Regions from separate parts of the Homo sapiens genome. Here region 2 is linked to region 1. A link is a loop called in an ENCODE intact Hi-C map of the cell type or tissue named here. Cell type or tissue: natural killer cell. All regions are shown on one strand. Links, peaks and the distances in the headings refer to the core of each region. The heading gives the core; the rest is flanking DNA.

The links. Peaks named below come from ENCODE experiments on the same cell type or tissue, not always from the same donor. Only the 100,000 strongest peaks of a DNase experiment are listed, where the experiment ranks them.
Region 2: a loop joins it to region 1, with 5 times the contacts of the local background. A loop is called at or near these places in 3 of 110 quality-filtered maps.

What each region holds. Positions count from the first base shown.
Region 1 is chr1:159,422,323-159,426,723 of GRCh38, forward strand. It overlaps a transcript of OR10J1 not described here. Among named protein-coding and RNA genes, the nearest start is that of OR10J1, 15 kb to the right of the region's middle. In natural killer cell, for the core only: no CTCF peak of the experiment used is centred there; no DNase peak of the experiment used is centred there.
Region 2 is chr1:159,879,701-159,884,101 of GRCh38, forward strand. CFAP45 (cilia and flagella associated protein 45) reads right to left here. Exons shown (of 12, transcript NM_012337.3): 8 at 854-1,000. Among named protein-coding and RNA genes, the nearest start is that of MIR4259, 18 kb to the right of the region's middle. In natural killer cell, for the core only: no CTCF peak of the experiment used is centred there; a DNase peak (open chromatin) is centred at 2,351.

The DNA.
Region 1 (4,401 bases), core at 249-4,248:
TACTACTGAGGAGGGTGGAGTTGCTTTCAGTGGAAGCAACCTTAGGCATGTTGCTGGGGACTGTGCATATTGCTTGTGCCTCAACCTTGCACCAGCCTGCAATGGAGGCAGCTGCGAGCTGTGGAATTTTTCCTTGGGGCACTTAAAAGTGTGCAGCCATCCCTCCGCAGGTGAGATGCAGGGGTCTCTGCCCATGGTTCCCACCTTGATCCCAGGAGTAGCAGCGGTAGGTACAGAATGTCAGTGGGGCTTCAGGGATGTGGAGATGCAGAAGCTGTTAAGCCCTAGGGCAGGACAGAGACTGGTGGAGGCTGGGCTCTCAAAATGATGCTGTATTGCAGCTGCACAAGACTCTGGGGGTTGTGGGACCCAGCATGAGCTCCCTCTAGAGCAGTGCCTTTGTGTAGTCCCCAGGAAGTTCCCTATGTAAGTTTCGAACCTTACTAGGGTTGAGCTCCTTTCCTATGGCTAGAGTTGTAGGAGTCTTGGGTGAAAATGAGGACCACTGGGGGGCTTTTCGCTTACTCTTTCCCCACATTAGGGAACCTCTTCAGGCTGCCAGCAGATCCCAGCTGAACAGGCTACATTGCTTCCCTCTCTTTCCTTGCTTCTGGTGCTTCCTATAACTGTTCTGTTGAATTCTAGTGTTCTCAAATGAGCTATTCAAAGTAATTATATACTCACTAATTTGGTTCCTCTCCGTGGAAGAGGTGAATACCAGATGCATCTAGTCAGCCATCTTGAAGCCCCTCTTCTATTTCAATCCTTTCCAATTTTTCAAAACCGAAAATACATTTTTTTTCTTTATACAACAGATGGTTCATGTAGCCTCTTAAAGAACATATCTCCCTTATAAAAGCCATGCTGCTTTTCTCCTACAGGTGATGACAATGCTTCTACACTTTATTATAGAGGCCAATATTTACCCCATCCACTGCCACACACAATATATCTTCTTTCCCATTTAGCTTTTGGTTTACATGCTTGAATTGACTGTGACAATTCTCTGTGGGCCTCTTACATTTCTGTACATCTTGTGAGGACAGGCACTGATGATCCATTGATCTATATGATTTCAAAGATATTTGTATAGGGAACAGCCTTGAAACACAGAGACAGAGACAGTGTCTCCCTGTGGAGCAAAGAGCAGGCAGGCATACTGCATATTATAGCAGATTTAGTCTCCCTAAGCCCAGGATTGCACATTTCTAATATAACTCACTGTACTTCCCATATTCAAGTAAAATACTGCAGATTTACATTTTCCAGAAGGGTTTGAAAGTTGGAGAAGAAGTGCAGTGTAGACAATGAGGAGATTAAGAAAATTCTACAAACCATGCGGAGAGACTTTCCTCCAGTCTCCTTTTCCTTCTTTGACTCCCACAATTCTGGCAACAAGGTTTACAACCACCAGAAAGAACATTAAAGGAATTCTTCCTAGGGAAAAGAAGAATTCTGAGAGAATAAACTTATAGATACTGACGTCTGGGTGCTTCCTAATGAAAACTACTTGCCATTGTATTGCTGTCAATACAAGAAACACACCCAGAACTTTCAATTGGCTTATTAGAGCTTTTTTATTAGATATGAATGGACAGCCAAGGTGGTTTCTAACATTAAAAGCCACACTACATCTGTAATCCCAGCAGTTTGGGAGGCTGAGGCGAGTGGGTCACTAGGTCAGGAGTTCAAGACCAGCCTGGCCAAGATGGTGAAATCCCATCTCTAATAAAAATACAAAAAATTAGCCGGGTGAGGTGGCAGGTGCCCGTAATCCCAGCTACTCAGGAGGCTGAAGCAGGAGAATCGCTTGAATCCAGGAGACGGAGGTTGTATTGAGCAGAGATCATGCCACTGCACTCTAGCATGGGTGACAGAGCAAGACTCCATCTCCAAAAAAAAAAAAGCCACACTGGAACAAGCAAACAGAAAAAATTTAAAAGTTGGAAAAAAATAGAGATAATGCATTAAAGAGGAAATAATTTAATATTTATATATGTGTTAATATGCACATACATATGATTTAAATGCATGTAAATATGCATATATGTATATGTGCATATATGTGTATACATGTACATGAATATACATATATTCAAATTAAGTATGTATTATATATAAATATGTAAATATATAATATAAATATATAAGTATACATATATGTATATTGAAATACATGTATGTGTGTGTATATATACATAGGATGTGTATGCACACATGTTTAATATCCTCAATGAGATGAAAGAACTGAGTGTGTCCGTGAAATAAAAACAGGCTTCTACAAAAAGAAAACTTTGGAAAATAAGACAATTTCTTTCAATGATACATTAACAAATTGGAAGATAATTTTGAGGAAGCCTTCTAGAAAATGTAATAAAAAGATTAAAAAGTTAGGAAATAAGAGACAAAACAATGTGAAGATTGATAGAAGAGGTAGAATGTCCAACAAATATGAGTTCCAAACAGAAAAATAGAGGAAGAACAGCATCAAGGAAAACAGTATTTCAAAATACTTGAAAAATATAAATTGCCAGATTGAGTAACTAACATAGCAAGAAAGAAAATAAGAAAGGAACACACATTGAAGAGTACCATCATGTCACATCAAAATTCTAGGGATAAAGAAAAATGCTAAGAGTTTCCAGACAAAGAAAGGGAGAAAAACACATCGTGTTAAAAGACTGAGACTTTAAATGAAATTAGACTTTTCAACAATTACACTAGAATTTGGTAAACAATGAAACAATGCCTTCAAAATTGTGATATAAAATTATTTCTAAAATAGATTAATACATCCAACAAAATACAACATATGTGGATACAATAAACATATTTTTAGAGAAGTGGACGTTTCAAAAAATTTACATCCCATGTTCTTGTTCTCAGATAGTTATTGAAGAGGTTCTCCATCAAAATGAGGGATCTAGGAAGCAGGGAAACTAACACAGGTGAGAGACAAGAAAATCCCAGCATTTTGGTGAGGAAAAGCTCCAGCACTATAATCATGCAGCAGTCCTAAAGAACAATCAAATTCAGATTTCAGGAGAGTAAAGAACTTCAGAATGGTGGTATTAGGCCAAAAAGAAACAAAATAACTAGAAGGCTAAATAAATAACTAAATAAATATGACCTGGGGAGATTATCTCATGTATTTGACTGTATCTAACTGTATCTATAGAGAAAAGGCTTTATAGTTCTGATGGAGAGTTTGAGAATTGATTCAAGATACTCGAAAACTTAATAACAGAGTTCAATTACAAAAAATTAGCAAGAAAAAAATTGCAAAGAAAGAGATAGGAACTTATAGTAAGCTGCATGGCTCAGTTGTGAAAAATATGTTCATATCATAATAATGTATGTTCTGAAAATAGATTTAATTTTTACTGAAAGGATGACAGGAGAAGTATGTGGGTGTGTTTGTGTTCATGTACACAGAGATGGTGTTGTAAATGAGCTAGGAAGTCAAGAGAGAATGCCTAACATTTAGAAATCAAGAAATATCATTATGTGCATATTTTATACAATATAACAGAAACATAAAGATGCATAACATAAGAAACAGGTAAAAGAACTGAAAGTGGCTGCCTCCAAAAGGCAAGAATTATGTGTGAATAATAACTAACTTTTAAAATAATGTAGTGCTATTTCACATCTTAAATTCTATATTTGGATTATTTAGCAAAAATAAAATTAAACTGTAAAAATTAAGGATGAATGCTGGAGAAATAGAAATGGTGGATATCTAACTGCATAGTGTGCATAGTAAACAATGGAAACAAATTTTAAAAAACAATTAACCAAAAGGCTGGCTAAGAAACAAGTAGATATTAGGAAAACCTAGTAAATAAAAAATATAAAATATGGTGTAAGTAATATTCAAAAATTTATTTAATTACAATAAATATGAATGGATTAAGCTAATTAATGGAAACACAGAGGCTCTCAGACTGAATTTTAATAATCTACCACTTCAATTTTTTAAAATGTATATTAAAATGACAAAAAGTTGGAAAATAAAGAGGCTGAAAATGGTATTCGAGCAGATGAAAACAAAAAGAAAATTGTTGTAATATTGCTCATAACAAACAAAATATTATTTAAAGTGAAAACAACTAAGGAACTTATGATGTTGATAAAATAATTCACCAGGAAGATACTCCATTTATGAATGTATAAGGCCCTAACAACTTAGTTTTAAAATGTACTATGCAAAAACTGATAAAACTACTAAGATAAATTGACAAACACACAATCATAGCTGGAGACAACATTTTTTTTTTGAAACTAACAAAACATTCAATGGTTTAGTAGGACTTAAAAGAGTTGTAGCAATAATTAACAGGCCTAATCTAAAGCTCAAACCTTCATAAAGAGAATGTTCACTCTTTTGATCCCAAAGGA
Region 2 (4,401 bases), core at 111-4,110, 460 kb after region 1:
CATATAGGTGTACCAAATATGCCATTCAAATTATACTCACACCCTCCCCCTGGCCTTCTTTAAAAATCACTACTATAGAGGAGCATAGAGAAGTACAATGTGTTTCTGTCATCATGGAATTTCAAAACTAGCAGGGCAGACAAGATCAACACATGAAGAATTTAATAACTTTCCTGCCACCTTGAGTACTTCCTCCTCTTTTTACATAAATCCATGTTCACTTTATCTATACCACTCTTAAAAGCCTTCTTCTACTCTCCAATCCCCGTAGATCCCAATCATTTTATTACTCAATTTTGCCCCAGAATGAGCTGACACATTCATGAGCTACATCCATCTGCAACTGTCTGCAGGTATGGCTCTCTCCTCCACTGTGCATTTGCTCTGTCATATAGGTTCTTTGGTGGGAGATGGGGGAAGACTATTTTCTGAGTCTAGCACCCAATACAGGATGTCCAATATAGGCATTTGCACAAGAAATTTATGTAACCGCTGACTCATGATTACCGGGGGTATAATTACGCAAGTCATGACAAATCCACAAAAAAACTCACTTTCACCAATAGTTTCAGTTTTCTTTTCTGCCTGCATATGGCCCTCATCCCAACTTCTAATCAAAGGTGTTAATGAGGTTAAAGCTAATTTGGTTGTCCTTTCTAGGCTGTCTCTGTTAACGAACAAGTGGACTGGCTAAGATGAAGAGACAAAGAAGCCAGGCCCTTGAACTAAGGATGTGCATCTTAGAATGAAGGTGCGGCTGCCTTCCACTGGAGTTCCCTTAGTTCTCAGGCCCTCCTCTCCCTGTGACAGACATTCCATTCCTAACCAAAGGTCCCAGAAACCAAGTCCCTACCATCTTCTTCTTGGTAAACTCCATCACCATCTGGTCTGCCAGCTTCTCCTGAGCCAGCAGTTCTGCTTTCTGTTTCTGGTTTTCATCATTGATGCGCTTAATCTCAGCTTGCATCTTCAGTTTTTGTTGCTGCCTTCGTTCCATGTCCTGCCAGCAAAAGAAAGAGAGCCTCAGAGTACAAAGAGGTAAGACAAGAAGCCACTGGCATCCAGGGATAGAGAGATGCAGACAGAGGAGGGGGCAAATGCATTGCCTGCAGTCTAGTGTCCACAACTATCCTTTGTTAAAGCTGTTTTTTCAAGGGTCATAAATACCCTCTTCAACCAAATGGCCTATTTACAGTCTTCATCCAACTTGACTTTGTGGCAGCCCCTGATGCTATTGATCTCTATATTTTCAGGAAGCAGAAGCTCTTAAAGTTCCATACAATTGCCTCTCACATGTTTTGCTAAATCCTACCCCTGTGGCTTTGCTCATGGTGCTTCTCCTGCCTTCAATGTTCCTCTCCCATTTAAACCTAACTTTCACTCTCCAGTCAATAGTGACGACTGAAATAATACATATTGCCTTAATTGAGTGCTTTCTATTTCTTGAGCACTGTACACAGACTATCTCTAATACCTAAATATGTCCAAAAATCCTAAAAGGTAGGTAGGCCTTGTTATCTCTCTTGCTCCAATAAAGAAACTGAGGCCCAGCATTGAAGTGACTTCCCCACCGGCCACACAGCTTATAATCTCCAGAGCTAAAATTTTGAAACCTGTTCTGTCTAAATTAAAGTATCAACCTTCTCTGGAAATCTTGCTTGATTGCCTCAACTTTCAATTCTCTCTCCATTTCTAAATTCTCTCTGCACTTAAGGTGGCGACACACCTCTTGCAAGGTGATCATACACTGCCTTGCAGGTCCCCACTCATTTCATATGTGTTCGCTCTGCCCCAGTTACAGGACAAGGGACCTTGTGTCACACATCCTCTCTTCCCCAACAACATGTAGCCCAATGCAAGGAAAATAGCAAATATTCGATAAACCATTGATAAATGAGGCAGGAAAGGTAGGACCAAAGTGAGAGGCATGTGAGAAAGGAAAGAAAAAAAGTTCTTAGACACAGGGAAACATTTGACGGAGATCAGAGTACCAATGTGAACAAGGTCGTTTTTAAGGAAGGATCCCCCTGCCTTTCCCAGACCTGAGCCTTCAACAGCTCTCAATGATCAGACCACTTCTGAGCCAAGCACATTCTCAGGTGCAGAGGGGCATCGGAATTAGGGGAACAGCTGGCCCCCCAATCACCTCCAATCAATCTCAGACTCCTTAAGTTCTTCTATTGATTAACTCACCCCACCTCCCACACTGTTTCCAGCTCCCTCCATTTCTCCAAAGACTAAATCCCTCCCTGGCCTTCCAGGTCTTCCTCAGCCCAGCTGCTGCCCTGATTCATCTAACCAAGGTAACTCTCCCTGTGTGTCTTCCTGTAGTGCTGGCTCTCTGCCAGCTTGGCTCACTGCCCAGTTCAAGGCTTCTTCCTTCAGGAAGGCTTCTGAACCAGAGCGGTATGGCAACTCTCTGCCTCTGAGGTCCATGTGGTGCGTGAGTCACAGACATTCCCTCTCTCTCTCACCATACTCATTTCTTTGCTCACTCCACTTTTCCCTTTCTGCCCCTCCAACTCTCTCGCTCCTTTTCCCCCTTCTCCCTTTCTTCCTTTCCTTCCTAACTGCTTCTCACTGATTTTAGGCCTGCTATTTGTATCCCAGACATCATTTAATCTCACTGGCCCTCAAAGCTAAAGATGCTGTTGATTTCTGATGTATGACATACATACAATCATGTATTTATTTACTTCTTTCCCTATTTATTTACTTTTTGGATTGTTGTTTTTGTTGGCTCATTTCAATTCCAAGACACCAAAGGACTTTCCCTGTTTCTTTTGAAGCCCTTCCAAAGCAACCCCAGATAAATTCCCTTCACTCTTTCCCCCTTTGTTAGCAAGGTGGGAAACGCTGCCCTTCGTACCACCATGAGATGATACAGTAGGTCTAAAGCTGGGAAGGCACAGGTTTCCTTGCTAAAGTTGCCCAATAATACTTCCTGGAGACTCAGGGAGTGCCTGTTAGAAGGACATTAAAAGGATAATGACACAACATCAACATAATGGTGCTGACTCATGGACTCCTAGAACTTCCTCAGTGAGCCCACTAATTCCCACTCCCCACATCTAGTTGGATTTTCCTGCCCTCACTTCTCACCCACTACCTTGCATATTTGCCCCATAACTTTCCTTCTTGGCCCTTTCCCACTCTCTCTCCCCTGAGCCAGGAAATGGAGTAACTTGGCCAGGTCTCTCATTGCCTTCACCCTGCTATTCTCCTTCTCATGCAGTTCACAGAGCTGTGTGCCCCTTCAGTTTCCCAACTACCCAGGTGATCTTCATTGCACTTCTCTAGCAGCTCCTCACACTGCAGATGTGATGAGAAGGCTTCATAATTACAAGTCTGCCCACCTGCAGCACTCTTCACGTCCCCCTGTCACTCACCACCATCAAATGCACTAGCTGATGACAACTTGACAATTCATAAACACAGGGGAGGGAGAGAATCGTAAAAGAATACGTGTTCCACAAGTTAAATGGCACCATGAGGAGGCAATCATACAAATTCAGAATGTGAGATATTCTTAAAGGCAACTGGCCTAGATGCTTCAAAATATCAGTGTTATAAAAATGAATGAAGAACTGAATGAATGAATGAATGAATGAATGGGGGAACTCTTCTAGATCAAAACAAACTAAAGAGACTCAACGGAATGCAATGTGCAAACCTTGATTAACGTCTAGTTTGGAAACAAGAGAGCCAGAAATACATATTTGGAACAATTGGGGAATGTGAATGTGGATTAACTATTAGATGATATTATGGAATCACTGAATTCAAGTTTTTGATGGAGGAGGTGATAATGGTATTGTTGACATGTAAGAGAGTGTCCATGTTCTTCAGAGCTGCAGGCTGAAGCATTTAGTGGCAGAGTGTCAAGATATCTGCAACTTACTTTCAAATAGTTTAACAATAAAATATATATATATATATATATATATATATATACACACACACCTAGAAAGAAACAAGCAACTAAGGTAAATGATTAACAATCATTAAATCTAGGTGAAGAGTTGATGGGTGTGATACAATTTTTTCAACTTTTCTGTGTGTGCAAAATTTTTCAAAATAAAAAATTGAGGAAAAAAATAAATTATCCAAGTGCCTGCCATGTCCCTCACTGTGCTAAAGGGTTTTATACATTGTTACAGCCCAGAGAAGGCATACAGAAGATGACTTTTTAAGTCTTCTTAGTTTGGGCAGGTATGTTGTCATTTCTTTTGCAATAAATATGCTTACTAATTTTATTTGGACTAACAGGAAGAAAAGGTTTGGCTTCACAACACAGTTAATGGCAATGGGATGCTATGTACTTTGAGTGAAGTAACAGCAGGGAGTCTGGAACTAAGATATTGCTACTGTTCATCTACAAAGTATATAATATCCCTAGGT